Regions from separate parts of the Homo sapiens genome. Here region 2 is linked to region 1. Evidence: chromatin loops called from intact Hi-C (ENCODE). Cell type or tissue: GM12878. All regions are shown on one strand. Each heading gives the region's core, and the rest is flanking DNA. Links, peaks and the distances in the headings are about the cores only.

The links. Hi-C counts contacts between places; a loop is a spot of excess contacts. Peaks named below come from ENCODE experiments on the same cell type or tissue, not always from the same donor. Only the 100,000 strongest peaks of a DNase experiment are listed, where the experiment ranks them.
Region 2: it touches region 1 in a loop (7-fold over the local background); 3 of 110 quality-filtered maps call a loop at or near these places.

The regions. Positions count from the first base shown.
Region 1 is chr14:95,768,360-95,783,968 of GRCh38, reverse strand. LOC105370644 (a long non-coding RNA gene) reads left to right here and starts at 9,015. Exons shown (of 3, transcript XR_944178.2): 1 at 9,015-9,103; 2 at 9,233-9,555; 3 at 12,117-12,398. RefSeq lists a silencer at 12,869-13,052. In GM12878, for the core only: a CTCF peak has its summit at 9,448 (motif pointing right); DNase peaks (open chromatin) are centred at 9,488 and 9,734.
Region 2 is chr14:95,675,066-95,690,674 of GRCh38, reverse strand. It overlaps TCL1B (TCL1 family AKT coactivator B), which reads right to left and starts at 4,249. Exons shown (of 4, transcript NM_004918.4): 1 at 4,046-4,249. The coding sequence starts at 4,207. In GM12878, for the core only: CTCF peaks have their summits at 6,657 (motif pointing right) and 10,086 (motif pointing right); no DNase peak of the experiment used is centred there.

The DNA of each region.
Region 1 (15,609 bases), core at 4,666-12,665:
TTGGTCATCCAGAACTGCCATGTAGTACTGCTTGTACTTCTAGCCCCAACCAAAGGGATTTGGCATCCTTGTTCACTGTGCTGAATATTGTGAGTAACTGCAAGGATATCTATGTGGGTTTTTTTTTTAAATATTGGAATGGTTTCTAACACCCTTCAATCCTCCTTCAAGGATGCCTAGGGATGTGGGGAGCCAGAACATGGAAAGGTGAAGAAGGCAGAGCCTGGGAACCCTGGCACCCTTGTTAAGGTTTATAAATGGGTCTTCTCCAGGAAGCTGAGAAAATACTCAGCCCTACCAGCTCCTTTCTCCATCTTGGGAACATTTCCTTTCATTTTCACAGAGTCAGGCTTGTGATTATTTTCAGTTCCAATATGAGTTTGTCACTGTGTGGAGTGGAAATGAGGTGGATGTCAAATAAATACCTGATAGAGTTTCTGCCTCACAAACTGGGGAGTGTTCAGAGAACCTTCAACATCAATGAGAATTCTATTACAGTATTTTCTGGGCTGCTGTTTATTTCTTTAGTCAGAGGGTCCGAATTCAGGGCCTCACTACCTCCCCCGGGAAGCTGTCTCTAATTTCTCCCCCTTTGATGTGTTGTGCATACAGCATTTGATTAGTCTTTGGTAGAGCAACTCTATCTAATAAAGTTACTCATCTGCTCCAAGATTCTCAATGGTTCCCTATTGCCTTCCAGTATAGCTCATAATCCTTAGCTGGCTATTGAGGGCCCTTCACAATTTAGCCATAACCTATCATTCTAACCTCATATCCTGCTGCATCTCTCCACAAACATCATGGTCCAGTCACATGAGTTTAATTTCTATTCCACAAATTCATAGCTCAGGATGTGCAAATTGCCTTATCAGTTTCTTGGCACATAGGCCACCCCAATGTAATAAGAGGCTTCCTCAAAAACACCATTGAAAGCAGTCTGCTGGCAAGACAGAAGTCAGAATCTTTTGTAATTTTATCATGGAAGTGACATCCCCTCAATGTTGCAGTGTTTTGTTTATTAGAAGCAAGTCACTCAAGGGGAGGGGATTACATGAGGCTGTGGACATCAGCGGGTAAGGACCACTGGAGACCATCTTAAAAGCTGCCTACTGCAATTCCTGTTCAAGACCTACCATCCCTTTAAGAGTTAAATCAAATTATATTCCTCAAAGATCTTTCTGTATGTCCTAGTCAGAATAATTCCTCTCACTTCATAACATCCTCGTTCTACATTGCTTTATTTGTCCTTCTAGAGGAACACTTGTATTAATGCCTATATTAGAGACACTTGAAGATGTCTGTCTTTACCACCAGTTTGGGAGCCCCTGGAGGGCAGGAATCACATCTGTTTCTGTCTCTGCATTTTACGCAGCCTAATGGAAGAGAGGTGTTGCGTAAATGTTTGCTGAAGTGAGTTGGCCAACTCTTCTGCTCCTTTAGAAATAGCTTTTAGCCTCCAATTTCAAACACAGAAAATAATTCACTGACAGGGTGTATATCTTGGGAGATAAGGGAATATATGCTTTTCTCAGAGTTTAAAAAATCCAAGATTTGACAGGTTAAGAAATAGGAGTTTGCCATAAACTGGAGCAGAGAGAAGCAAGTTTCTCTGAAGGCGTTCATGTATACAATATATGACCATATATAAAAATTCACAAGGTAATAATAATAATAAATAATGCTTACTATGCCAAGTGCTGTATGCTTTACCTACCTTGGACCACTTAATTCTCACAATAGTCCTACCATGTTGGACAACTTGTCCCCATTCTACAAATGAGAAAGGCTAGACTTCAAGAGGTAGGTAACTGCCCCGAGATTATAGGGTCTTATGACAAAGGCTATGCTCCTCACTGCTCCCCTGGGTGCCTTTTTCTTATTTTCTTAAATAAAGAATTTCCTTTTTCTTATTACTATTGAAAAGCTGTAATTTTACCACAGTGAAGTTAGAATTGCACTGGGCCAGTTCTGAAGCATAGCTTCATGAATGACACATAGGTCTGCATGTCAGGAGAGCTGAATTTTTGTTTTGGTTATATCCCAAACTTGCAGTACAACCTAGGTCTGCATATCAGGAGAGCTGAATTTTTGTTTTGGGTATATCTCAAACTTGCAGTACAACGCTGGAAAGGTGATTTGCTGTCTCGGGATCTTCTTTTCTAAAAACAGATGCAAATTATGTAATATCTAAGGTTCATCACAATTCTAACAGTATATAGGATTTAATTATAAACCATTACAGATAATTTAAATTGTATTGCTAAAATATACGTTAAAATCAGATCATTGCTATTTTGTCAAAATCCCTCTTGTTTGTTTATATATGTATATATATAAAGGAGGAACCATTTAAAGTTACATTTCAAAATGTCATCATGGAATAAAGAGACTAAGCCTCAGTGATATCATTTGGGATACTTTTTTAATGAGGTTTTTTTTTTTTAGAAAATCTTGTCAATAAGTCATAACGGACTATATTCCCTATTACAGACCCACAGGTTTCATTACGGACCATTTAGGAAGATTAAAGAACACTCTCTCTGGAGGGGACTTGAGTCTCAGAGCATCTAGGACATCACATTAAGCATCTGAAATACTCATTTTCGGTTTCTAACAGTGGATTAATGAATCTACAAAGAACACACTTATTAAAACCAACATATGCTGAGGGATAATAAACCTAGTCCACATTTTCATCTGTCTCTTTCTGCCTGTGAATAAAGGGAAAAGGAGCGTGAAAATTGAGTTGCTGTCCTACCCAACACTCTTATCTTCCTCGTTGTGTGTGATGGTGGGAAGTAGTGTCATGGATTGGACACTGGTCTTGGGGTCAAGTACACAGGGTCCAAGCCCTGACTAAGCCATTCACCTTGTACAAATCATTTGACCTTCTGTAGGCCTGTTTCTTTCTCTTCAAAATAGGCTACACCAGAGATTTTCAGAGTGTGCCCCTCAGAGCTTGAGGCATTTCTTCCTCAGTGCTTGTGGGAATGCTGCTGGGTGATGACCGGATGAAGGGGTTTCTCAACATTAAATGTTGTTGTTAGAAAACCACTGGCTGGTTGATGTGTAGAGTCTTTTCCAGTTAGATTTTGGAGGTGATAGGGAAATATCTATTGATGTTTCTGTATTCTTGAATTTTTGTTCTTGTTGTTGTTTTTGTTTTTGTTTTGTTTTGAGATGGAGTCTTGCTCTGTCGCCCAGGCTAGAGTGCAGTGGCGCGATCTCGGCTCACCGCAAGCTCCACCTCCCAGGTTCACGCCATTCTCCTGCCTCAGCCTCCCAAGTAGCTGGGACTACAGGTGCCCGCCACCATGCCCAGCTAATTTTTTGTATTTTTAGTAGAGACAGGGTTTCACCATGTTAGCCAGGATGGTCTCGATCTCCTGACTTCGTGATCCACCCGCCTTGGCCTCCCAAAGTTCTAGGATTACAGGCGTGAGCCACCATGCCCGGCCTATTCTTGAATTTTTTTTAGCTTATAATTCATGTTTGTAATATTCCAATATACATGCATACATGCTGTTATGGCTAAAATAACATATGAATAGGTACCATATTGTCAGATTGAGCCTTCCTGGGGCCTCAGTAGAGTCAAGGTCAGAACTCTTTGGCATAGGTAATATTTTCTGATCCCAGAGCTTGAAAGAAACAGAGGAGGTTCATTTAAAAAGGGAACTGAGACTCAGGTTATGCAACAAAGAGAGGAGTGGACACCAGGTTTTCTGTCTCCTGTTTCAGGATGTTCTCTGCTGTCCCGTGCTCCCTGCTCTGCTGTTCTCCATCCTACAGCATCTCTGTGCTGTGCTACAGTTGCTTGTGGGCATCATGCCATTCTTCCTAAACCATAAGTTTCTGGGGGGTCCAGGCTGTTCTGTCACAATGACCAATGGTGTGCGTTTCATCCCATCATCCCCTGAGGGGGCTGCAGACATTTGTCATCATCAGGAGAAGAAAAAGAAAGCTTTAGGAAGATAAATCATGGTTTTTTTTTCTTCACTAAGGAACTCTTTAAACTGGAACCCATCTCCACAAATTATGGAACATACATACTGAAGTGTCATTTTTTGCAGAAAACAATGATTCACCCAAGTTTTTCCTGACTGGAGATTTAAATTGGGCTGTCCGTCAACTTGCTGTCAATCAGCTTCTCCTATCCTGAGCCGCACATACAGTCAGAAATAGAAATCATAAGGTCTGTTCTCTGAGGGGAAGCAGGGCTAAGTTTCATCCCTTGTGATTTGCCTCTCAGTCAGTTGGCAAACACATGGCAAGCACCTACTATGTGCCAGACTTTGAGAAGGTGGGAGGGAAGCTAAAAACGAAAAAGGCATGGACTTTCCCTGTATCCATTTTCTATTTTCGTAACAAATTACCACAGAGCAACTTAAAATAACACAAATTTATTATCTCACAATTTCTGCTGGTTAGAAATCTAACACTGAGCTAAAATCAAGGGCCATCAGGGCTGCATTCCTTACTGGAGTCCCTGGGGAAGAACCCACTACTGCACTTATTCAGGTTGTTGACCTGACTCAGTTCCTTTGCTGTGGTAGAACTGAGGCCCCATTTCTTTGTTGACCATGACTGGGGGTCTCCCTCAGCTCCCACAGGCCTCTCCCCAGGCCTTGCATGTGGTGGCCACTTGCACCTCAGAACCAGCCACGATGTGCCAAGTCCTCAGGCCTAGGCTCTCTCTTCTCTTTCTGCTGCACCTGTGTCTCCAGCCAGAGAAGGTTCTCTGCTTTTATGGGCTCATGTGGTTAGCTTGGGAAAGAATAATCTCCCTGTCTTCAGAATAATCTCCCTGTCTTCAAATTTCTAATCTCATTTACATCTGCAAAATTCCCTCACAACAATACCTAGACTCATGTTTGCTTGAATAACCAGGAGATGGGAATTGTATTAGTCCTTTTTCACACTGCTATGAAGAAATACCCAAGACTGGGTAATTTATAAAGGAAAGAGGTTTAATTGACTCACAGTTCCACATTGTTGGGGAGGCCTCAGGAAACTTACAATCATGGCAGAAGGCAAAGGAGAAGCAGGCACCTTCTTCACAGGGTGGCAGGATGGAGTGAGTGCAAGCAGGGGAAATGCCAGACACATAAAACCATGAGATCTCATGGGACTCACTCACTGTCACAAGAACAGCATGGGAAAAACTGCCCCCATGATCTGATTACCTCCACCTGGTCCCGCCCTTGCCATGAGGGGATTATGAGGATTACAATTCAGGATGATATTTTTTGGGGGGGGTACACAGCAAAACCATATCAGGAATCTCAGGGGATGTGACAGTTAATTTTATGTGTCAACATGATTGGTCCACCGGGTGTCCAGACATTGGTTGAACATTATTCTGGGTGTGTTTGTTCTGGGTGTGTTTGTAAGTGTGTCTCTGGATGACAACAGCAATTGAATTGGTAGATGGAGTATACTAGATTGCCCTCCCAATATGGTGGGCCTCATCCAACCAGTCAAAGGCCTGAATAGAACCAAAGGGCTGACGTGCCTGAGAGTAAGAGGGAGCTCCTCCTGCCTGACTTCCTTAGAGTTAAGACATTGTGTTTTTCCTGTCTTTGAACTCAAACTGAAGTATTGACTCTTCCTGGTCTTAAGCCTACAGGTCTTTGGACTCATCAGCCCTCCTGGTTTCCAGGCCTTCCGATTCAGACTGGAACTACACCATCAGCTCTCCTGGGTCTCCAGTTTGCCAATTTAAGATCTTGGGTCTTGTCCCTCCATAATCATGTGAGCCATGTATGTATGTGTGTATATATATATGCACACATATATATATGCACACATATATATATATTCCCATTAATTACCTAACTCATGTATATATGTATATATAAATATAAATTCCCATTAGTTATCTAATTCATATATATGTGTATATATATACACACAATATGCATACACACACACATATATATATACACACACACACTTCTTTTCTAATACATATCCATGTTGGTTCTCTTCCTGTGGAGAACCCTAATATACAGGAGTATACCTCTATGAACAACCTCCTTCAAAACTGTATCTTCTGGAGCCAGGCTCTTCAACAGGGATGCAAACTCAAAAGCCTTCAGGGTCAAGGCGAAAAATCAAAATACCTGATAGGCATGGTGTAATACAACAGGGCAGTGGTGGTTCTGTGGTGAACTGGAGTGTACAAGCTCTACCTACTTTTAAGTTTTCTAAAATCACAATGCTGGCCAAACAAAACACACTTGTAGCTAAATAGGGTCAGGAGCCTTAGAGTCTTCAACGAAATGAAAACTGTTATACTAGAGGCTTGCTGGAGAACCACAAAGGAAGGATAGAAATGTTTTTATAAAAAAGATGACATTTGCATTGAGCCTTGGTGGTGAATTCTAAGTTCTCCAGGCCCAGGGGGAGGAAGGGCACTCCAGACAGAGAGAAGAGCATAGCAAAGCGGCAGAGCCCTGGTGGTGCCCACGTCTGCTGTGCAGTGGGCAGGAGCACAGGGCCCAGGCAAGCAGCTGGAGAGTAGATGGGGGCCAGACTCAGGAGGGCTCTTCTGTCAGGAGAGCAGCCGTGCCACCCACACACTCCCTGAGACTGGTGTCAGGTGCAAGGTAGGCCTGGGCTGGGAGCCTCAGATCAGCCAGAGATCCATTTCGCTTTCTATACAGGGATTTCATCATGAGAGACTGAGAGGAACACAGCTTGAATAGCAATGAGGGCCTTACCTCCTTTTGTGCACAGCAGGCAAGGCTGTGCCCTGCACACCAGGGCCTGGGCTGGGGGAGCTGGACCCCTGGAGACTGAGGCCCCTGCCTTCCCCATCTTACTCATTCTCACAACTAGTACCCCTTTCTCATTAATTACCTAATAATTGTTTGAATGTCTGACGCCAGGTGAGCCATCCACCAATTAAAGCCAAGGAAAGCCTGCAGCCCCCCAGGTGGTCGAGGGAAGCACCTCTGGGGAAAGGCCCGGCCTGGCAGGCAGGATCTGTGAGCTGCATTCAGCTTCACTCTTCACCACCTGCCTTTCTGGGATCCCAGTTCCATCCTCTGAGGAATTACAGCCTTGGGCTGTTTACTGCCAGTCATGTCCAGGCTCTCAAGGTCTACTCTAAGTCCAAGTCCAGACTTCTGTAGATCTTCAGCCTGAAAAAGGTTTTCTTCCTTTTCTACCCCAGAGACACAAAACCCTTAGAAGCAGCAAAAGCACAATGAGAAATTGCAGAAAGGAAACTGGGTATCACTTCTGGCTAATGTTGGAGTTTCTCTTCCCCACCCATGTTCAGGATAAATGACAGGAAAAGGGCAGAGGCATCAGGCAGACGGGGGAGACAAAACCTCCGTTGAAAAAAGTAAGGTTGGGGCAAGTGGCTTAGTTGCATGGGTCCCTAAAATTTTACCTCTGAATCAGACACCTGTGCCTACCCAGCTCTAAAAGAGGACCCAGAAAGGGCTGATCCCAACATGCCCAGTTCCTTCTCCCAGGCTCACCAGTTCGGTAAATGCTGCCACCTTTCTTGGGAAGGTGTGAGTAAGGTGAAGAGTGTGTGGCAGAAAGAGACCAAGGGTGTCGCCCTAGTGGAGGTCCTTCCACATGGAAACATAAGGAGTAGGGGAAAAATATCCCCCCTATAAGAGCTAGTAATGATAATAATGAATAACACATATTGAAGGCTGAATGTGCCAGACTCTAAAAGTGTATTGTTTTGTTTCCTCAAGACCATTTCATGAGGTAGGTAGTGGAGAAACTGAGGCACAGAAAATGTCACTGGCCCAAAGGTCACACGCCAGGTGATATAATTTGGAATGTGTGTCCCCACCCAAATCTCATATTGAAATGTAACCCCCAATGTTGAAGGTAGGGCCTGGTGGGAGGGGATTGGGTCATCGGGGCAGATTTCTCATGAATAGTTTAGTACCATCCCCTGTGGTACTGTCCTCGCGACAGTGAGTGAGTTCTCATGAGATCTGGTTATTTAAATACGTGTGGCACCTTCCCTCACCTCCCTTGCTCCTGCTTTCGCAATGTGATGTGCCTACCCCACCTTTGCCTTCTGCCATGATTGGAAACTTCCTGAGGCCTCCCCAGAAGCAGAAGCTGCCATGCTTCCTGTACAGCCTGCAGAACCATGAGCCAACCAAACCTCTTTTCTCATACATTATCCAGTCTCAGGTATTTCTTTATAGCAATGCCACAACGAACTAACATACCTGGCGAGTGTCAGGTAGTGAGACTGCACAGCTCTCTTTCCTGACCATTCACTCTAGACCAGCTCTCTCCTGACAGCTGGGGGACCTGGCGCAAGGCTCTTGACCTCACCATGTCTTGGGTCTCTCACCTGCAGAGTCATGGCAGTCCCCAGAGCATGGGGTTTGGTGAAGATCGTGCCCCGGATGTACTTCTATTTTGAACTTACTCAGGTTGGAGAGGCTGGATAATGTAGTGAGAGGGGCATAATGTGGTGGAATCAACCAGGAGGTTCAATTTCTTTCCCCTCAAAAAGGACCATAATAGGCCGGGCGCGGTGACTCATGCCTGTAATCCCAGCACTTTGGGAGGCCGAGGCAGGTGGATCACCTAAGGTTGGGAGTTCGCGACCAGCCTGACCAACATGGAGAAACCCCATCTCTACTGAAAATACAAAAAATTAGCCAGGCATGGTGGCTCATGCCTGTAATCCCAGCTACTCAGGAGGCTGAGGCAGGAGAATCGATTGAACCTGGGAGGCGGAGGTTGCAGTGAGCTGAGATTGTGCCGTTGCACTCCAGCCTGGGTAACAAGAGCAAAACTCCGTCTTAAAAAAAAAAAAAAGGTCATAATATCTACGTCATGCAGACAGACCAACGTCCGCGGTGTAGACCTACATCTACAGCACAGGAGTCTTATGAGTTAAAGCTGCGCAATGCGTAATAGCTGTTGTTTTGTTGCCGCTGCTGTCATAATTGCCTTGGGGTCTCCTGCCCTCCTTCCGCCACTAGACTCTGGTTTTTGTCTCCCAGAACCATCGCAATGTCTGGCATGTAACAGCCGCTAGATGAGTATGAGGTGGGGTGGATAGGCGTTACTTCTTCCTCGCCGCCCACCTTCCCACACCGCCCAGGTGAGCTCTCCAGGCCCTGTTAGCGTCCCGAATTTCCCTGTTAGTGTCCTGTTAGCATCCTGAATTTCCACTTAGAAGAGCACTCACTACTCTTGAAATAGATTGTTGAATTTTTGCTTTCCCTGCCAGATTATCAACACCATTAATGGAGGGCTGTGACTTTCTCATTCACCATTTACACCCACCCGTGGTACCATGGCGGGAATATGGAACTCACTCAATGGATGTCTATAAGATGGATGAACGAGAAAATGAATTGAGTGAGCGAGTGGATGATTTCACAGAACTGCTGTGTCCCGGACCAAATACAGGATCAAACCTTGACCCTGTGCAATTCCAGATATGACCAACAGAGGGTGCACTGCTCTGAGGTTCATAAAGATAACGCGATTTCTGTCCTTAAAGCTTGAAAACCAGCTGAGTGACTGATGCTATCCGGCACGTGGCTTCAGGTAATGCCCGGTTTAATGGCCTCAGTTGAAGCTGCCGACTTTCCACAGCTGAGCTCCCAGCCAAGCTGGGGCAGTAAGACAGCTTTGTTAGGGCTAAAAAGCCTTTTCTGTATTTCGAAGATGTAGGTACAATCCCAGTAAGGCATTCAATGGCATAATTTTATTGGCAGAGTTAGCGTATATTTTAATCAGGCATTAAAGATGGTGGGACTCACACTGGCCTGGAAATCCTGATTCTGTGCTCACCTGTATAAAACCTTGAACAAGGGGTTTCCTCATTCATTCACCCACTCATTTCATTTATTGGACAAACTTTTTCTGAGTGTGAAGTATGCCAAAAGCACAGGAATATTTGAGTTGAAAAGTCAAGTCCTTGTCCTTAGAGAGCTCAGAGATAAAAGGGGTATGATAGGCATGAAACAGACATTTCAACACCAGAGCCATCATACAGACTGTGTCAAATGGCACAGAGGCACAGAGAAGGAGCACCCAATTCATCCCAGGAGATGCGGTCAGGAAACAGCTCTAGGAAGAGGTGGCCTTCAAGCTTTGTCTGAAAGGATGGGTGAATGAACAGGTGCAGGGATGGAGTCCCTGGCAGGAGGACCAGCAAGAGCAAACGCAGGGAGGCTTGGAGGCGTGCGTCTTGCTTGAAGAAGTGCACTAAGGGCAGTTAGTGTGCAAAGTATTCATGCACGGACCAGATAAGGGCCTTTTGTACTGAGAGCAGAGGCCCTACTTCATCCAGATGGCAAAAGAGAACTTTTGAAGGATTTTAAGCAGGGAGCTGACAGGGCCAGTGTTGTATTTTGAAAGATCACTCTGTTGACCAAGCAGGCAATTGGGATGGAAGGTGGCTGGTGGGAGGAGGCCTCTCTGAGCTCAGTTTTCTCACCTGAGATGTCTGAGAGTGGAAGAAGATGGCCTAGAAACTTCCTTTGGGTTCAATGTTCTGTTTTTTCCACACACAGATATAGACACTTTAGTCCTTCAGCGTGAACAGAGGTTATCAGAAACACATCACAACTGGGGGTTGAGGGGGAAAGGTTTCCAGCAAGCTGGGGTCTAAAAATACCATGATCTAACTGGGTCTGTCTGTCACCCACTACTTCAGTGGGTCTGATGCGGTGTCAAGAAGCTGTTGTCTGTATCTGTCTGCAGCCCTAGTTAAGAAAAGCCTGCAGGAAGCAATTAAGAAGGGAAGATGCCACTCACCTTGGACGGGTGTCCCGCTGAGGCACTCTGCAGTTAACAAAGTGTCTAACAAAGTGTCCAAAGGCAGAACTCGAAGTCAGACACTTTCCTGGAGTTGTCCCTGACCTTCAGAAAATGGGACCACTGTGGCCTTTGTGGAACCTACGTTCTCCTGGTAATGCCAAGGAAAGAACCCAGAAAGAAATGCTCTCTATTCCTCATCCCAGGAGCCCCATGCCCAGGAGGGTTCCGTTTTGCTCATGAGGCAAGAGCAGAGGAGACAGGGAGATTTATGAGAAAGGGACACAGTCCTTCACAGGCAAGTTCACCAGATACAGATGGCAGAAAAAGTGTTCCTGGAAGAGGAAACAGCTTAGATAATGATCTCGAGTCAGGAATCGTACTAACCTAATGCGATTGTGTTGGGACAGGTCTTGAGCGTTGCTTTTTCAGTAATTGGAGACATCTCTAATGTCAAAGGGGACAGCCTGGGAGACTGCTCAGGTCTCGATGTTATATTGACAAGACTGGCAGGACTGGTATCAATGAGGGATTTCCTAGTCCTTGCAATACTGTAAACATTCACCTATAAAACCCCCTGGGTGGCCGGGTGCGGTGGCTCACGCCTGTAATCCCAGCACTTTGGGAGGCCGAGGCAGGCGGATCATGAGGTCAGGAAATCGAGACCATCCTGGCTAACATGGTGAAACCCTGCCTCTATTAAAAATACAAAAAAAAAAAAATTAGCCGGGCGTGGTGGCGGGCGCCTGCAGTCCCAGCTACTCGAGAGACTGAGGCAGGAGAATGGCATGAACCCGGGAGGCAGAGCTTGCAGTGAGCCAAGATAGCGCCACTGCACTCCAGCCTGGGCGACAGAGCGAGAATCCGTCTCAAAAAAAAAAAAACCCTGGGCCTGCCAGTGGTTATTTGTATGTGCACATTGATTTTAAAAACTTATAAGGGTATATGCAGTTTGAAACTATGTACGTGCATTTAAAAATACGTAAGACAGTGCTGTAAATTGTTTAGGTATTTATCCTTAAACCATGAAAGTCTGGGCAGGAAGACTGTATGCCAACTTCGATACAGAGGCAACCTCTGGGGAGACGGAGGCAAAGGTTTTATAACATCTGCAACGTTTTTCGACAAAGAGAATATGCTATTAAATTACTTTTCTATGTGTGTTTTAAGTGTTTCATAATTGGGGATTAACATATGAAAATGGAAATCACTGACAGCAATAATAAAACTAGAGCTCTTTTCTGGAATCCATTCATTCGGGTGCTGGTTCATCAGGGCTCTGCCTTCTGCAAGCCCCACTCTCCAGTCTGCCTCTCCCCAACCCAGACCTGCTCTCTTTCACCCAGACCAGGTGGCACCTTAGAATCGAGTTGCTTTCTCCAGACGCCTGACCCATCACAGCCGTAGGCCTTCCTGAGTCTGATCGGTGCTACAGAGATGGGATTTGAGGCCTGCATTGCCACTGGGTTCACTCTGCCACCTCCTACACCATCCTGGCCCAGACCCTAATGTGGCCTTCTATCTGATTGCTGTTCCAGAAGTGGAGGAGGAGAAGCTGCCCCTCCCTGGTGTAGGATCACCTACTCACCGCGGGCTCAGGTCAGTTCTCCATGCCTCTCAGCCCTGCCTGCTTGGTCACCATCCCCAGTGGAAACCCCTCCAGGCACCCAGTTTTTTCTACCACCTCATGTTGCTCCCTGACCCAAATTTCCTCTGCTCTCCTACCTGCCCCCTTCCCCACTGTGCATTCCAGAATCCCAGCTGTAGAGCAGGAATGCCCTCTGCTCTCATGCTGCTAATAAAGACATATCTGAAACTGGGTAATTTATAAAGAAAAAGAGGTTTAATGGACTCACAGTTCCACGTGGCTGGGGAAGACTCACAATCCTGGTGGAAGATGAAAGGCACAGCTTACAAGGTGGCAGACAAGAGAGAGTGAGAGCCAAACAAAAGTGGAAACCCCTTATAAACCCATCAGATCTCATGAGCCTTATTCACTACCACGAGAACAGTATGGGGGAAACTGGCCCCATGATTCAATGATCTCCCACCAGGTCCCTCCCACAACACGTGGGAATTGTGGGAGCTACAATTCAAGATGAGATTTGGGTGGGGACACAGCCAAACCATATCACCTCTCTATCCTGAACCTCTCATTCAGCTCTCTTCATCCTCCCTGCTGAGGCTTGGCTGTCTTCCAAGGGTGCCACTTCCTGACAGGCTTCTTCTCACATGAGGGACAGACACAGGCTGAAATTCTTCTTAATCCCCACTGCTCCTCCTAGACCATTATTTCTTCAGCTTCACATACAAAGCCCGTTCTTTCAGGATCACATCCTCAGGCCAGATAGTCCTATGCTGTTCCTTCCTGCCGTTGTCTCCAAAACCCCAGACATTCTTCTTTATTTACAGAGCACTCTGGCACCTGAACGCTGCACTATGAATGCCTTTGAGTATTACAGGCTGCAAACCTGCCACTGGCTGAATCAGCCCTGCACACATTATTTATTTGTTTTTAAATAGGAATGTGTATTAGCCAGCTCAGGCTGCCATAACAAAATAGTCCAGATTGAGTGGCTTAAGCAAGAGATTTATTTTCTCATAGTCCTGGAGGATGTAAGTCTGAGGCCAGGGTGACAGTAGGATTGGTTTCTGCTGAGGGTGCTCTCTCTAGTTTGCAGATGGCCATCTTCTTGCTGTGTCCTCACATGGCCTTTTCTCTGTGTGCATGCAGGGGACGCAGGAATAGGAGAGGGAGAGGGAGAGGGAGAGGGAGGGGGAGGGAGAGAGAGAGAGAGAGAGAGAGAGAGAGAGAGAGAGAGAGAGAGAGAGACAGGGAAAATAAATGAGCTCTGTCTCTTCTTATAAAGATACTAATCCTATTAGATTAGGGCCCCCAACCCATGACCTTGTTTAACCTTAATTACTTCCTTAGAGGATCTATTTCCAAATAGAGACACACTGGGGGCCAGGGCTTTGCCCTGTGAATTCTGGGGGGATGCAAGCTGATATGGTTTGGCTCTGCATCCACACCCAAATCTCATCTCGAATTGTAATCCCCACACTCCCCACGTGTCGAGGGAGGGACCTGGTGGGAGGTGACTGGATCATGGGGGCAGTTTCTCCATGCTATTCTCGTGATAGTGAGTGAGTTCTCATGAGATCTGATGGTTTTATTAGAGGCTCTTCCCCCTTCACTCCCTCTCTCTTTCCTGCTGCCTTGTGAAGGAGATACTTGCTTCTCCTTCACCTGCCTCTGTGATTGTAAGTTTCTGGAGGCCTCCCCAATCATGCAGAACTGAGTCAATTAAACCTCCTTTCTTTATAAATTACCCAGTCTCAGAGAAGTTTTTTATTGCAGTATAAAAACAGACTAATACACAAGCATTCATTCCATAAAATAAGGTGGATGTTGTTGGGAGCAAGCTCCCCAAAGTCTGGCCATAAACTGGCCCCAAAACTGGCCATAAATAAAATCTCTGCAGCAATGCAACATGTCCATAATGGCCATAACGCTCAGGCTGGAAGGTTGTGGGTTTACGGGAATGAGGGCAAGGAACATCTGGCCCACCCAGGGTGGAAAACCGCTGAAAGGCATTCTTAAGCCACAAACAAAAGCCTGAGTGATCTGTGTCTTAAGGACATGCTCCTGCTGCAATTAATTCGGCCCATCCCTTCGTTTCCCTTAAGGGATACTTTTAGTTAATTTAATATCTATAGACACAATGCTAATGACTGGTTTGCTGTTAATAAATATGTGGGGAAATCTCTGTTCGGGGCTCTCAGCTCTGAAGGCTGTGAGACCCCTGATTTCCCACATCACACCTCTATACTTCTGTGTGTGTGTCTTTAATTCCTCTAGCGCCGCTGCGTTAGGGTCTCTCCCTAATGCGGACTGAGCTGGTCTCGGCAAGATGTCTTTGAGCATGCATGCCCTCTTGTTCACTACCATCCCTACCATTCCCTATTTCTTTCTCCCTTCCTACCACAGTCTCTTGCATGTCTACCATGCTGAATGATCTTCACTCTCCTCTAGCTCAGCAGCCAAGTTCAGCTGCATCCTGAGCCATGTTGTCACCCAGGACCTTTGCATCCCTGAAGCCAGTCCACAACCTTCTGGTTACTGTTTCCTAACTTTCTATCCTGCTGAACTGCGTCCATTGGATCAGGTACAAAACCAGACTTCTACATCTTGGGACAGTTTTTGAACCAAGACCCTTGATGTGGCTGTGTTCCCCAGAGGCTCTGCCACACGTGAGGAAGACAATGAATCCAGCTCACACCCCATAAGAGAGCACAGAAAGAACTGGAGTTAGAAAATGGATGCAGTCAGGGGCAAGTAACTTAGCTTTCTGGGCCTCAATGTCCCCATCTGTAAATGTGAGAATACCAATTCCTTCTTCCTAAGCTTTTTGTGTAAATTAAACTTCATGTCCATGGATACGCTTTGTAAACCGCAATCATGGAGCACAGGGAGTCAGGTGTCACCTGAGAAGCACATGTTCCTCTAATTGATACTGGAGACACCATCTCCTTCTATGGACATATTAGTCAGGGTTCTCCAGAGAAACAGAACAGGACATATATGTGTGTAAATATTATGAGGAATCAGTTCACATGCGTCCAGAGGCTGAGAAGTCCCAAGATCTACAGTTGGTAAGCTGGAGAATCAAGAGAACTGATGGTGTCATTCCAGGCTGAAGACAGGCAGGTGCAAAACCCAGGAAGAGCTGAGTTTCAGTTCAAGTCAGAAAGGCAAAAAAGACCAGGGTCCCAGTCCAAGCACTCAGGCAGGAGGAGTTTCCTCCTAATCAGACTTTTTTATCTCTTCAGGTCATC
Region 2 (15,609 bases), core at 2,834-10,833, 91 kb after region 1:
CACAAGCAATGGCCAGTGGGCTGCCAGGGTCAGAGGTAAATGTTTTCAGAATTCCAGACCAAGAGCCTTGGCACTGGTACTTGTGGCTCCATCTAGGATGGCTGGGGCCCTTCTGGCCCCCTCTGACCTGCACCCTGCCTCGCCCCACTGCAATCCCCAAATTTAGCCACTGTTTCCAACCTGTCAACACCTTGGGTTAAAGCTGAGTATTCTCTTGGGGCTCCATCTCTGCCATTGCCGTAATTTTTTAAATCTTCGTTTTAAAAACAAGATATCCATGGACTCTGGATCTGAGGGTGATAGATTTTCCCGCCAAAATATATGGCAGTTCTGATCATGACCTTCACACACTTATAGTAAATATACGAAATAAGGCTGGGAGCAGTGGCTTATGCCTGTAATCCCAACACTTTGGGAGGCCAAGGCAGGAGGACTGCTTGAAGCCACGAGTTCAAGACCAGCCTCGGCAACATAATGAGACTCTGTCTCTACAAAAAATAAAAAATTAGCTGGCCATGGTGGCATGTGCCTACAGTCCCAGCTACTCGGGAAGCTAAGGTGAGAAGATTTCTTGAACCTGGGAGGTAGAGGCTGTTGTAAGCTATCGTCAGGTCACTGCACTCCAGCCTGGGAGACAGAGCAAGACTCTGTCTCAAAATAAATACATAATAATAAAAATAACAAAATTAGGCTGGTACTGGAAGTTAGAAAGATGATAGGAAAAGTAAAACCAAAGCTTCCTACGTTATGCAACAAAATGGAAAGTCTTTTGCACAATTTTCTAAGTATTTGTCTTCTTTTGTGATAAAATGTCTTTTTGAATTAAGAATATTAGTGCTCTATCAATCAGACATGTTGTGAATAATTTTTCTCAGTTTGTCGTCCTCACTTTTTTTATGGACTGCTTTTGCAAAGAGAAGTATTTTAAATTATACGGCAAAATCTCTCCTTCTCTGTGTATTCTGACTGTAGATCAGAGATCAGCAAACTAAGTCTGGCTTGCATCTGCTTTTGCAAATAAAGCTTTATTGTAAATAAACTAAGGCTCCTTCCCTCATTCCTTTACCGTTGCCTTTAGCTGCTTTTGCACTGCAATAGCAGAGCTGAGTAGCTGCAAGAGCATAGCTCTCCAAGTGGAAAATGTTTACCATCAGATCCTTTACAGAAAAAGGTGGCTGATCTTTGCATTAGATGTGTCGCCCAGGAAGCCTAATTCCCACCCTAAGACATCGATCTATTTTTAAGAAAGAAGGGGAAAAAATACTTACTAAGTAGGTCCCTTATCCCACCCGTGGCTAAGTTATTTGAAGAATCCATTCTATTTCCACTGAATCATTTAAAAAAAAAAAAAATCTTAACTGTTTTTTTTGTTTTGCTTTGTTTTGTTTGAGACGGAGTCTTGCTCTGTCGCCCAGGCTGGAGTGCAGTGGCTGGATCTCAGCTCACTGCAAGCTCTGCCTCCCAGGTTCAAGCCATTCTCCTGCCTCAGCCCCCCGAGTAGCTGGGACTACAGACGCCTGCCACCGCACCCGGCTAATTTTTTTGTATTTTTAGTAGAGACGGGGTTTCACCGTGTTAGCCAGGATGGTCTCGATCTCCTGACCTTGTGATCCGCCCGCCTCGGCCCCCCAAAGTGCTGGGATTACAGGCGTGAGCCACCGCACCCGGCCAACTGTTTTTAAGAGTACAGTTTGGTGGCATTAAGTGCATTGACATGTGGAACCGTCGGCACTATCCACCTCCAGAACTTTTTATCTTCCCAAACTGAGACTCCGTACCTGTTACTAACATTAACTTCCCATCCTCGACTCCCTCCAGCCCCTGGCAGCTACCATTCCACTTTATGAATGAGACCACTCTGAGTACCTCATACAAGAGAATCTGTCCTTCCGTGACTGGCATATTTCATTTAGTATAATGGCTCCAAGTTTCATCCGTGTGTCTGACTTTTAAGGGTGAATACTTCATGGTTTGTGTTGTTTACCCATTCATCTATCAATGGACACTGGGGCTGCCACCACCTTTTGGCTAGTATGAATGATACTGCTGTGAACATGGATGTATGAATACATGCTTAAGTTCCGGCTTCAGAGTCTTGTGGGTATATATCCAGAAGCGGCATTGCTGGATTATGCCGTAATTCTTTCTTTGAGAAATCCTCATCCTGTTTTCCATAGTGGCTGCACCATTTTACAGTGCCCTCCATTAACACTTTTTCAGGCTTTTGAAAAACTTAAAATATTTGCTCCACAATTTTTGCATGCTTTATTTAGTGTATGTACAGAAAAGCCTTTCCATGTTCTCTACCAACATTTTTTGAAATAACCTATTTGAACTTTTTTTAGGAAATGTGTTATATTGTTTAAAGTGTCAGTGAACTGGCTGGGCGAGGTGGCTCACCTGTAATCCCAGCACTTTGGGAGGCCAAGGTGGGCAGATCACTTGAGGTCAGGAGTTCAAAACCAGCCTGGCCCACATGATTAAACTTTGTCTCTCCTGAAAATAACAAAAAAAATTAACTGTAAAAAAAAATCGCCTGTAATCCAAGCTACTCGGGAGGCTGAGGCATGAGAATCACTTGAGCCTGGGAGGTGGAGGTTGCAGTGAGCCAACATCACACCAGTGCACTCCAGCCGCAACAGAGCAAGACTTTCTCAAAAAACAAACAAACAGGCAGTGAATTGTTTACGAAGACCTAAACGGCATTTTTTTTTTTTTTTTTTGGGACGGAGTCTCACTCTGTCACCCAGGCTGGAGTGCAGTGGTGCGATCTCGGCTCACTACAAGCTTCGCCTCCCGGGTTCACGCCATTCTCCTGCCTCAGCCTCCCGAGTAGCTGGGACTACAGGCGTCCACCACCACGCCCGGCTAATTTTTTGTATTTTTAGTAGAGACGGGGTTTCCCCATGTTGGCTAGGATGGTCTCGATCTCCTGATCTCGTGATAAGCCCATCTCGGCCTCCCAAAGTGCTGGGATTACAGGCGTGAGCCACCGCGCCCAGCCCTAAATGGCATTTTAAATATCCGGATATGCTTTTACCACATTACACTAAGGTACAGCCAGCCCCCCATTTCCATGGATACTGCACCCATGAATTCGACTAACCTCAGATTAAAAATATTTTGGGAAAAAAAGAAATTCCACAAAGTTCCCAAAAGCAGAGCTTGAAGTGATGTGTAGGTGTAGCATTAGGTGTTATTAGTAATCTGATTTCAAATATAGTAGAGGATGCGCTGAGGTTATATGTAATTACTACCCAGGTCATTTTCTATCAGGGACTTGAGCATCCACAGTCGGTCCTGGAATCAATTCCCCACCGCCACCCACACCAGAAACGCTACTGTATTTACTTCATCCCTCAAAGACTGGCTGTGATCTAAAGCCCTCATCTACAGCCGTTTCCTGAGTCATTATCATTATCACCTGGGGAGCTTTTGAAAAGTAAAGAATCTAGGACTCCACCCAAGCCTCCTGAATTAATTTCCAGAATCTGTTATCAGTCAAATGCTTCCCCAGGCCATTCAGGCGGTGAGCCATGTATGTGAGCATGTCTGTGACTAGCTTGCCACAGAGGTATATTATTCTCATTTTGCAGATCAGTAATCTGACACCAATGTCATGTTCATCCTGTTGGCCCACCTGGTGCCTCCAGGCTGCAATGCTTTTGCTTATACTACTCCTGCCTCCTTTCTAGACCTGGAGAACTCCTACTCATCCCACAAAGCCCAGCTCAATAGCTGCCCCATTTGTGGGCCTTCCCAGCAGGCACTGGGAATGGCACTAAGCCCTGAGCTACCTTAGCCTCGGCTTCACCACGCAGGACCACATTATCTCATGTGGATAAGCTTGTGCCTGTGGTCCCTTTACGGGGGGTGTTCCTGGGGCCAGGGCTGGGCATGGACATTGCTGCGCTCCTAGACCTGCACAGAAGTGAGTTTTCCAGTGCGGGTGAGAACGGCCCCCTCTGACCCCCACCGCGGTCCCACACGGGCAGGGGTCAGTGCGCAGCCCTCCCCACAGCCTCCCCTCGTGCCCAGGACTCACTCTGCTGCCCTGGGAGGCCCTGGCCCATTCCCTACGCGAGGGATTGAACCGCACGACCACAGTCACCCAGGTTCTCCCCTCCTCATCTTCGTAGATGCCAGGCCTCTGGATCCACAGACGGCCAGGGGGCACCCCTAGACGCACAGAAGCTTCGGAGGCCATGGCAAGTCTGCAACCGGGACCCGCCTCTAGGCTCACACGTGTAGCTTTCCAGCTGCGCAATCTCCTTAAATGGAGCAGCTCCGGCGTGGGTGGGGCCCGGGCCGGCAGTGGGGGCGGGGCCGGCAGTGGGGGCGGGGCCAGTCGGGGGAGGAGGGGGAGGAGGAGGAAGGGGGAGGAGGGAGGAGGGAGGAGGGAGGAGGAGGAGGGGGGAAAAAAGCAACCTGCAGCAGGGGCTAGGCAGGGACGAGGCCAAAGAGCAGCGGAGTTAGGAACCCGGCCTGGGTCTCCTGGAGGGGCTGTGGCTGGACCGGCAGCTGCTGGAGGCAAAAGGGCGGCTCCCGGGGATAGAGCTGCCCAGGCTTCACCCCAGGCCTCTGCAAGGAATTTGGCTCCTAAGACCTATTCCACCTCCCTTCCACTGGTCCCAGTCCCTCCGCAGCCTCCTCCCTGAGCACCCCTGCCCAATTTTCTGTCAGGTGATTCCCCTCCTTTGCTCCCCACGACCCCCTGCCAACCATCCTGCCCCAGATCCTGAGCTGGCATGCACGACCCTGGTCTCTCCTATCCCTGTGGCCATTCCTTTAACAGGACTCTGTGTCAGGGACCCTTCTCTGAGCTTAGAGCTTAGAGGCATGGGGGGCGGGGGGCGCTGTAACCTCAGTGGACTCTTGCCCCTGGAGGTATCTGGTGAAGGCGCATCCTGCACAAATCAAGCTCCCTCTCCTTAGAAAATAAGCCAGTGCACTATCAGCATCTGAGCTCAGGATCAGATAAAGCCCACAGAAACAAGGCCACCGGAGGCCACGTGGCCACCTGGCCAGCCCATCCTTGGCCATGGGGCCCAGAGTGCCCACTTGGCCTGGTCGTCTTACTTGCTCGACTTTGTCAAGAGGCCTCAGAAGCTCAAGAACATAGCAAGAAGCAGGTCCGTTCTATAAGCACCCTGGGCTGCTTCTAAATGCACCATGAATAGGAACCTTTTCCTTTTGAAAACCACAAGCATGATTCTTCTAGTTCAAGTGAAGATTAGTATTGAGATGATGCCATTCTGCTGGGGAGATGTGAAAATGATTTCTGGACAGTCCTGATCCAGTGTAAATGGCAGGTAGGATAACCACTTTTGAAGAACTCCCTGGGCAGCTTCTGTGGAGGACTGAGTCTTGTTTTCACAGCAATTCCACCTCCATCCCCAGTGTTTTTCCAAGGAACCAACACTTGGGGTGGGAATGGAGTGGGCCAGGAAGACAAGGGACATCACAGTCTCATATAATGTGATCCATACATGGAATCACGTACGTGTGTCACCTTTGCCATATTCCATTGGTCAGGGGTAGGTCCTATCCTTACTCAAGGTTATGAATACCAGGAGGCAGGGATCATGGGGACCCCTGGTCTCCTGGGCCCCCCTGAAGCCTGTTTGCTGTAGGTACCTACCCTATGGGACTCCTCTGAGGATCAGATGAGGCTGTGTGTATAGTGTTAAAGCCTGACACATAGTGAATACTTGAAATACCCTGGTCAATAGTTATGTTCTCAGACTAGTTCCCTCTCCCAGGCAGAATCCATCATTCCTACCCTTGTAACCCCAATGCAATTGCTATTTATCTCTATCATTTTCTGTTGCAAATATATATTTTGATATTCTCAACCTCACTCCCTGATGGGCAGGTGTGTGGCTGTCAGTGGGGTTGGAGGTAAAGGTTGCCTAATATGTGGGGAGCCCCTATGCCATGTCAGGCATTTTTCATAGGGTATCTCACTAACACCTCCCAACAACTCCATAAACTAGAGACCGTCACCCCCATTTCATAGATGAAGTATCAGAGGCTTGAGTGGCTTAGCAACCTGAATGAAGTGGGTAGCAGAGGAAGGATATGGACCCAGCTGTTCCTGGCTCTAACATGCATGCTGCTTGTTGACTGCCTTGGCCAAGTTTGGCTCATTACATGGAAGAGGCAGAACCTGGAGTAGGGAGATCCACAGTGGCTACTGTAGAAATGGTGGTGGGGTCTGAAGATGGAGACTGAGAACACCTTGCCATGAGTGGGTGGTCAGAAGGTAAGCAGAGGTCTCCATAGGCAGAAAGAAATAACTACCAGTTAGCCTCAAGGTGGAAAATAGATTGCTTCACCGATCACCCTCTTTGGCCAGGTCTCCCATCCCTCAACCCTTGGACCTGGTATGAAAAAAGCCACGGAGCTGCAGGTGACAACAGTTTGGTTCCTGGTCCTTCAGCTGGTCTTTGTCCATGTCATGTCTGAGATAAGTGAGATAAGGCTATGTCTTCTGGCCAAGTTGTCCATCTCTGGTACCTGTGACCTGAAGGATTCACTCTCCGGGGTAGGTGTCACCAATGTCTTTGAGAACCACTTTGATCTCTCCAGAATTGCTCCCAGGATTGCCTGGTACTGATGGTGCACTCATGCCTGGGCCCAATGCTCTCCTCCTCCAGCAGAGGGAGCCCTTCACAAGCCCCAAGCCCTGGGGACGTTGAGGCTGGACACCCACTTGCCGGAAGGATTCCAGACCACAAACAAGGAGGCGCTGTGCAGGGCTTGGAAGGCTGGGTAAGAGTCACTGATACCTCTGCACATTTCTGTTCAGCTCCTCCTAGGTACTGGGCCAAAATGGCAGGGCAGACAAGATGCCAAAGGCAGACAGCCTAGACAGGGCATGGTTTAGATGGAACTGGCAAAGTTGTCCCACCGAGTAAGCAGCATGAGTAGACCTGGAGGAGAGGTAATTCAGGGTGTGTCTGGAGATCAGGAATAATGAGGATTATCCAAGCTCATATGATAAAGAATAAGAATGTGGTGGTGGTGGGGGCAGGGGTGGTATTGATGCTCCATTGTAAGCATCAAACACGCCAGTCCCAGCAGCTGGTTTTGAATGATGAGCAATGAGTGTTTGAGACAAGGAGTGACATAAGTATGCACTTAATGTTAGAACTAATGATAAAACCAAAGAGTGGCTTAGTATCAAGTAGATCATGACTACTAGAGAAAAGACTGGATGGGGATTGTGCAGATAATAACAAAAACAAGAACATCCAAGTTCCAGCTCTGCTTATTTCAGACAGTGAGCAGAGCAAACTTGCAAAGTGGTAAAAGAAAGTCAACCCAACCACGGAACTGAAGAATGAGGGTTTAGGAAAGTTTTGCTTATGTACACTATTTTCTTCTAAAGATTTTATTTAGATTAATTTTTCCATGTTGATATCCAATTAATGCCAATTATTTAAAAGACTATGCTTTGTCTACTGTACGGTATTATCACTTCTGTCATAAATCTGGGAACATTTATGTATGAGTCTGTTTCTGGACACTTTTCTATTCCATTAGTCTGTTTGTCTCTCCTTGTGTTGATACCACATTGCTAATTACTATAGCTTTAAAATAGGTCTTTATATCTTATTGTAAGATTCTGTTTCTCTGGAGAACCCTAATATAGCTATTCTCTTCCCTTTACATATCCATATGCATTTTAAAATCAGCTTGTTAATCCTCCCCACCTCCAAAAGCCTGCTAAGATTGATTGGGATTGTGTTGAATCTATAGGTATATTTGAAGAGAATTAACATCTCCAACATATTAAGACTTACGATCCGAAGCAATTGCATAGTGTATCCTTCCATATTTTGGGTTGTCTTTAACTGTTCTCTCTGATTTCATTAAATTAACTCTTAAGTATTTGATTGATGCTATTTTAAATGTCATTTCAAATTATGTATTATGTTTGTTGCTGTTATAAAAAAATGCAACTGGTTTGTGTGCATTGACACTATATCTAAGACCTAGATAAATTGACTTAACTCTAATAGTTTATCCACTATTTGAGGAAATGTCTTAGCCATTGTATCTTCAACTATTCCCGTCTCATCCTTTCTTTTCCTCCCTTTCCCTCTCTTTCAGTGACTCCAATTACACATTGTCAGACCCTTTAAACAAGTGTACCGTGCTCTCTATGCTCTGTTCTTGTTTTGTTTCCTTTTTTTTCCTCTCTGAGCTTCAATGTTGATGTTTTCTATTAGTTTATCTTCCAGTTCACTAATGCTGACATCTGCTATAACCAATCTGCTCTCAAACAATTCATTTCTTTGCTGCAAATATTATATTTATTAGTTCCAGGATGCCCATTTGATGCTTTTTTTAAAGATTAAAACTTTATCTGATAATCTCTACACTCTTAATCATTTTGTCCATCATTCTATTTCTTTGGACATAATCATGGTTACTTTAAAGTTCTTGTCTAATAACTCTGGTTTACTGGTGGGCCTCCTTCTATTGTCTACTTTTTCTCTTGGTTTTTAGTTAAATGGTCTTTTCTCTTGAGTAATATTTAAAGGAATGCCAAATATTTTGTATAAAAGCACTGGAAAGACTCTAGCGTTTTCCCCCCAAGTAGAGTTAACCCTATTCTCTGCTAGGCAGATAGAGTGAAGTATTAAACAGTTTAATCCCAATAGGGACTAAACTGAGTCAAGGTTAAGATGCAGTTTGGATAAGAATCAGTCTATCCAGCCAGGCACAGTGGCTCACTTTGTAATCCCCACACTTTGGGAAGCCAAGGTGGGTGGATCGCTTGAGCTCAGGAGTTTGAGACCAGCCTGGGCAACACAGTGAGACCCCCATCTCTACAAAAAAATATAAAAAGAGCTGGGTACAGTGGTGCATGCCTGTAGCTCCAGCTGAGGCTGAGGTGGGAGGATCACTTGAACCCAGGAGGTCAAGGCTGCAGTGAGTCAAGATTGAGCCACTGCACTCCAGCCTGGGTGACAGAGTGAGACCCTATATTAAAAAAAAAAAAATTGCCTATCTATCTCTAGTTTGCCCTGCTCTTAGAGTATGACCCTCAATCAAGAGTCTGGTAGGTCTTTGTCTCAGCACTGTGAACAAAATTCTCTGGAAAGGAAACTGGAGGAAAGAGACTTTATATTCCAGTGAATAGTTTGCAAACCAGGGAGATGCAGCCTTCAGTGTAAAACAAGATGTGTTCCAGAGCACAAAGGGAGGGTTGGGGTTCTGTAGCAAAAGTTTCCACCCAGGTTCCCAATCAGGTCCATTTATGCAAATGAGAGATTCAGACTCAGGTAGTTCCAATTAGTTGATACAGCTGAGCCTTGATTGGTCAAGGCAGGTGGGCTCTGATTGGTTGGTTTAGGCGTGCTCTGAAAGTCACCAAGTCAAACAGAGGTGTTGGATTTCTGGGAACTCAGGAGTACCTATGTGATTTCTAGTTAGCAGATGGCTGCTTGGCTGTATTTTACTATTTCACATTTAGGCCTCGTTAGCCACTGGGGATCTTTCTGTCTTTTTTTTTTTTTTTTTTCCTTTTGAGATGGCGTCTGGCTCTGTCGCCCAGGCTGGAGTGCAGTGGCGCAATCTCGGCTCACCGCAAGTTCCGCCTCCCGGGTTCACGCCATTCTCCTGCCTCAGCCTCCCGAGTAGCTGGGACTACAGGCGCCCACCATCACGCCCGGCTAATTTTTTTGTATTTTTAGTAGAGACGGGGTTTCACCGTGTTAGCCAGGATGGTCTTGATCTCCTGACCTCGTGATCCGCCCGCCTCGGCCTCCCAAAGTGCTGGGATTACAGGCGTGAGCCACCGCGCCCGGCCTAGGGATCTTTCTTGAAAGATTGGCTCTTTCAGGTTCACATTTGTTCATGACACTAAGAGACTGCAGGAAATTATTTTCCTTTTGGGGGTTTTGGCTTTGCTCTTCAGCATCCTGCCCTGAACTGCTTCAAATTGTAAAAAGCCTGTGGAGAGAGGGTACTGGCCACGCATTTGAGATTCCCTCAAGTCTCCACATTTGTCCAGCTGCACAAAACTCACAGCTAATGTTCTCAGGAAAAAGCAGCTGCAGATGCCTGACAGCAGGGGTCAGTTCACCTGCTCTCCAGCGTTTTCAGCTCCTGCCAAGCTGTTCTCAGGAACTCCACCCCCTGGTGAGCCTTTGTCTTCTCAGGAGACCACAGGGAGCCTGGGCAACACGGTGAGACCCCACTCTACAAAAAATACAAAAAGTACCCGGGAGTGGTGGCACGTGCCTGTGGTCCCAGCTACTCCGGGGCTGAGGTGGGAGGATCACTTGAGCCTGAGAGGTCCAGGCTGCAGTGAGCTGTGATTTTGCCACTGCATTCCTGCCTGGGTGACAGAAAGAGACACTGCCTCAAAAAAAAAAAAAAAGACCACGGGAAATTCCACTCTACTTTCCTGAGGTCTTCAGCTTAGCCTGTCAGCCTCTCACATCACACAGCTTCACAGTTCAGCACCTCTGAAGGAGGAAGCTGGCTGGATGTTTGAGGCCCCCCCAAGCCTCTAATTTGATGACTCCACAGCATCCCCCGACTGGACTCAGCACCAATTTCAGTCTTTGCCCAGGATTATCAAATGACAGGAAGGGAAAGGCATCTGCAGATGCTCACCTCTGAGCTGTCCTCCCTTCTCCAGAATTTTACTTCCTCTGGCCCTTGTTGCTTCCATAGCTCCCCGATGGTTTGGAAAATACAATCTTTATTTTTATTTAGATTTTCCATAGCGTGGCTGTAGTGTTACCAGAAAGGGGTCCCAATCCAGACCTCAAGAGAAGGTTCTTGGACCTCATGCAAGAATTTGGGGCAAGTCCATAGGCTAAAGTGAAAGCAAGTTTATTAAGAAAGTAAAGGAATATAGAATGGCTACTCCATAGGCAAAGCAGCCCTGAGGGCTGCTGGTTGGCTATTTTCATGGTTATTTCTTGATTATATGCTAAACAAGGGGTGGATTATTCATGAGTTTTCCAGGAAAGGGGTGGACAATTGGAATGGAGGGCTCCTCCCCTTTTAGACATATAGGGTAACTTCCTGATGTGTCCATGTCATTTGTAAACTGTCACGGTGCTGGTGGGAGTGTCTTTTATCATGTTAATTTTATAATTAGTGAATAATCAGCAGTGAGGACAACCAGAGATCACTTTTGTCGCCATCTTGGTTTTGGTGGGTTTTGACTGGCTTTTCTTATCACAATCTGTTTTATCAGCAAGGTCTTTGTGACGTGTATCTTGTGCTGACCTCCTGTCTCATCCTGTGACTTAGAATGCCTAAGCTCATGGGAATGCAGCCCAGTAGGTCTCAGCCTTATTTTACTCAACCCCTATTCAAAATGGAGTCACTCTGATTCAAACGCCTCTGAAAGTAGCATTGGCCTGTTGCCAACCACTTCATCTCACCCTAAGAGAGGGAGAGCTGTTTTTTTTTTTTTTTTTTTTTTAAGGTAGAAGGAATTAAATTATGTCTTTGTGCTGATGGAATTGATGCTGGAGAGACTGGACTACAGGCAAGGTATAAACTGAAGTGGTGAGAGCCCAAGGGGATGACTTGGCTTGAAGGAAGGAGGGGCTCTTCTTCCAGTGTAACTGAAAGGAACAAGGAGAATCGGCTCAGATGCAAGTAAGGGTTTTAGGTTTGGGGGCAAGAAGATGAAATTCCTTTCCTCCACCTTTCACAACATGAAATTACAAATGGTTATTTTGTAATTTTCTAAGACCTAACCTTGGAAAATAAACACGTGAAAATATTAAGAATATGTTTATGACCTTCGATAGGGATGATCTTCTTAAAGATGACAAACAAAGCAAAAGTATGACTTTTTTTTTTTTTTTTTTTTTTTTTGAGATGGAGTTTTGTTCTTGTTGCCCAGGCTGGAGTGCAATGACACCATCTCGGTTCACCATAACCTCCGCTTCCCGGGTTCAAGCAATTCTCCTGTCTCAGCCTCCTGAGTAGCTGGGAATACAGGCACGTGCCACCACACCAGCTAATTTTGTATTTTTAGTAGAGACAGGGTTTCTCCGTGTTGGTCAGGTTGGTCTCGAACTCCCGACCTCAGGTAATCTGCCTGCCTCAGCCTCCCAAAGTGCTGGGATTACAGGTATGAGCCACCGAAAAGTATGACTTCTTATGACAATACATGAAGTTTTAAAAGTGACCAGAGTAAGAGAAGATAGTAACAATATATAGCAAAGTATTAGTTTCCAGTATATGTAATGAACTCTTACAGATCAGTAAGTAAAGCGAATAACCCATTGGAAAAATAGGGAACAGCTAGAATTCACAGAAAAGGAGATGAAAACGGCCAGTTGCTGTATGAGAAGATGTTCAATCTCACAAGTAATCAAGAAAATGCAAATTTTAAAAGTGAGATACATTTTTAAAATCTATAGTAGTGCCAAACAAAAGCACTTGGCAATATCAAATGTTGGCAAGTGGTGTCGTTTGCCTTATTGACCAGGTCCCTTCTTCACAAGGAGCTGGTGAGGGAGAACCAGGCTCTTCCTCCCGTGGCCACCCTAGCCAGTCAGTTTCCACAGAACTAACACACCAGGCTGGGCAGGCCAATGCAAGTTTCTTTACTGAAAGGTGGGTCCGTTTCAAAAGGACAGTTTGGACACAGAATAGACAAACATTAGAGTTTGAGAGTTTTCCCTTGAGTTTTGCAAGACAAAACATCTAGTAACTTCAGTATTCACCAGGAAAAATTCCCCAGTGCCTCTCCCTCCAGCCCTTTCTCCTGCCTGCCTTCAGGATCACCCCTTGTCTCATAGGTTTTCATTTTTCAGTTCTCCTTCTTGGATAGAGTCTATCCTGCCCACAGGTGAGCCCTCTCTTCCCATGCCAAATTTCCATCTAACCCTTGGTCTGAAGCAGGTGCAGGCTTCAGCCAGGTGGAAGCTGCTGGGTGGGTGCTGCCTAGCCTTTGACGGTTGGGTAAGGAGAAGCGGGGTGAAGTTAGGGTGATGGGCTCCAGTCTGTTGGCCAAGGTTGAGCCTGGCTTCTCTCATTCAAGTTTCCTCATTGGCAAGAACTGTAAGCCTGCCAGTTCTTTTATTAATAGATCTATAAAGTTGGCACCTCTCCCAAGGGCAGATCTTTTCTCCCCCATAGGACAAGACAGTCTAAAACCAAATTGAGGAAACAACACTTTCTCTGTTAGCACGGGCTCGTCCTGCCCTTGCAAACTTTGGTCTCATTATTGGCAGAGGGGCTTTTGATTTCTCCCCAGCTCCACTGAGAGGGGGTGGGGAGAGCTGGATTTATCTTTCATAGCTGAGCTTTGTTGGAAGAGGACCAAGGGATAAATTCATTCAGCCCAGCCATTCTTTCTCCTTCCCCAGACACATGGAAAAAGAAGGTTCCTACAATGGAATAGTATTTTCCATTTGCAAATGAGTTAGGAAGCCAGGGGCACACAGCATCAAGCCTATGGCAGAACTCTTGCCTCCCTTTCAGTCAGAATAATTGTCTCCCACCTTGTATTCAGACTTTTGTTATCACATCAGCCTCACTCTGACTTGGCTTACAGCGTGTAGGTTTATATTGCCTGGATCCTATTTCAGGGTTTCTATCTCTGTCTCCATTAGACTCTGGCTCCCGAACAAAAAGGGGACCTGGAATATTTGAAAGTGAAATGGGAGAGTTCCCTGACCCCTGTCCCATGATGTGTGACAGGGGCATAGCTCTTATGTTCAGCCGCCACATCCTCAAACCCCTTACCGGAGGGGGAGCATGCAGACGGGCAGGTGCAGGAGCCAGGGCAAGCACTTTTTGGGCTCCGGACCCATGGCAGCACCTATGGGTGGGTGTCTGCAACTCCCAGAGTCCAAGTGGGCACATGTTACAGCGTTCTGTTAGCCTTGCTGTCCGTGGATGACTTAAGTGTTAGACAGTTCACTGGACCTAGGTCTTTGTCCAATGTCCAGGAAGAATCAGGTCACACATAAACTTGAAGGATGAATGCAGCGGTTTCACTGAGTGGTGGAGGTGGCTCTCAGCAGGATGGATGGGGAGCTGGAAGGGGGATGGAGTGGGAAGATGATCTTCCCCTGGAGTTTGGCTGTCCAGTGGCTAATCTCCTCTCCAACCGCCCCCAGCCAAATTCCTCTCAACATTCAGATGTTCCTTTTCTTCTCTCTGCTGTGCCATTCTGCCATTCTTCTGCTCTTCTGTTTGTCTCCTCATCTGCTTCTGGAGCCTGGGGTCTGGGGTTTATACAGGTATAGGATAGGGGACATGACGGGCCAAAAGGCAACTTTTGGGCATGAAAACAGGAATGCCTCTTCCCATTTAGGGCTGCAGGTTTCCAGGTTTGAGGGTAGGGCCTTTGCCAGGGAACCACCCTCTTCTACCCAGTATTTCTGGGTCTCCTGTCTGTATCAAAAGCATATAGGATTTGATGGTGAACAGTCCCAAATCCAAAGGTTAGTTCTACATCTGACTAGTTGTGTGACTTTGACCTTATAAACTTTTTGAACTTCCTACTCCTCACCAGTAACACAAAAATGCTATCTACCTTACTATGTTGTAAGAAATGGTAATCACATTTGTAAAGTCCCTGGCACACGGTAGATCATCAATGATAATTTATCAGCTGGGGGACAGAGACCATTTCTTATTCATCTCTATGTCCTCAGCATCAAACCAGTGCCAGAAACATTGGAAGGGCCCAGAGAGTATTTGTTGGATTGAAATATCCTTTAGTCAAATTGTTTCCTGGGTCAAAACAGTTCTAGCCGAGTTCAACATGAACCCAGAGGTGTGCTGAAAATATAATTCATTCTGACTCTCTTCCGCCAACTCCTCATAGAAAATGTACTCAGGAATGAAAGTGTTCACAGCAAAACAAAGGCCCTGGGTATTGAGAGTTTGCAGTGAAATAGAGAGGTCTGAGGGGTCAGGAGAAACAAAGCATCAGTCCGCACAGACGGTCCCCTGGGGTCTCTGTAATTATCATGTCTTCTTTTGCAGCTCTGCTGTGTGACTGGTCTATTTAGGTTAGCAGAGTTGCCGAGGTGAGAGGTGCACTCTGATTGGCCATGGAGGCTGCCCTTGTGTGCCTGGAGCTTTTCCTGACCATGGTACAAAGCTTCCTCATGCAGTGCATGAAGATCCACCTGCATCTTCCCTCTGCTGCCTCTCCCTCTGGCCCTTTGGGCTGTGGTTTTAAATGGTTCTTCATTTAATCCATCAGAATGACCCAGAAGGAAGCAATTGTTTGTAAATGGGTCACTCCCTCAAGTGTGGTGGCAGCCTTCTTATGATGAAGAAATTGGGTCTTTGCAAATAGTAAGTGTCTAACCAAAGACTGGGGTGAGGGGAGAGAGGCCCGCATGTGTTACAAGCTCCTCATGGAAACTAGGCAGTATTCCTATCTTTGTTTTAGAGATGAAGAATCAAGGCTCTGAAAGCAACCATCAGGATGGGCACGGTGGCTCACACCTGTAATCCCAGCACTTTGGGAGGCTGAGGTGGGTGGATCGCTTGAGCCCAGGAGTTTGAGATTGGCCTAGGCAACTTGGCGAAATCCCATCTTTACAAAAGATAAAAAATTAGCTTGATGCCATGGCAGGCGCCCCATGGTCCCAG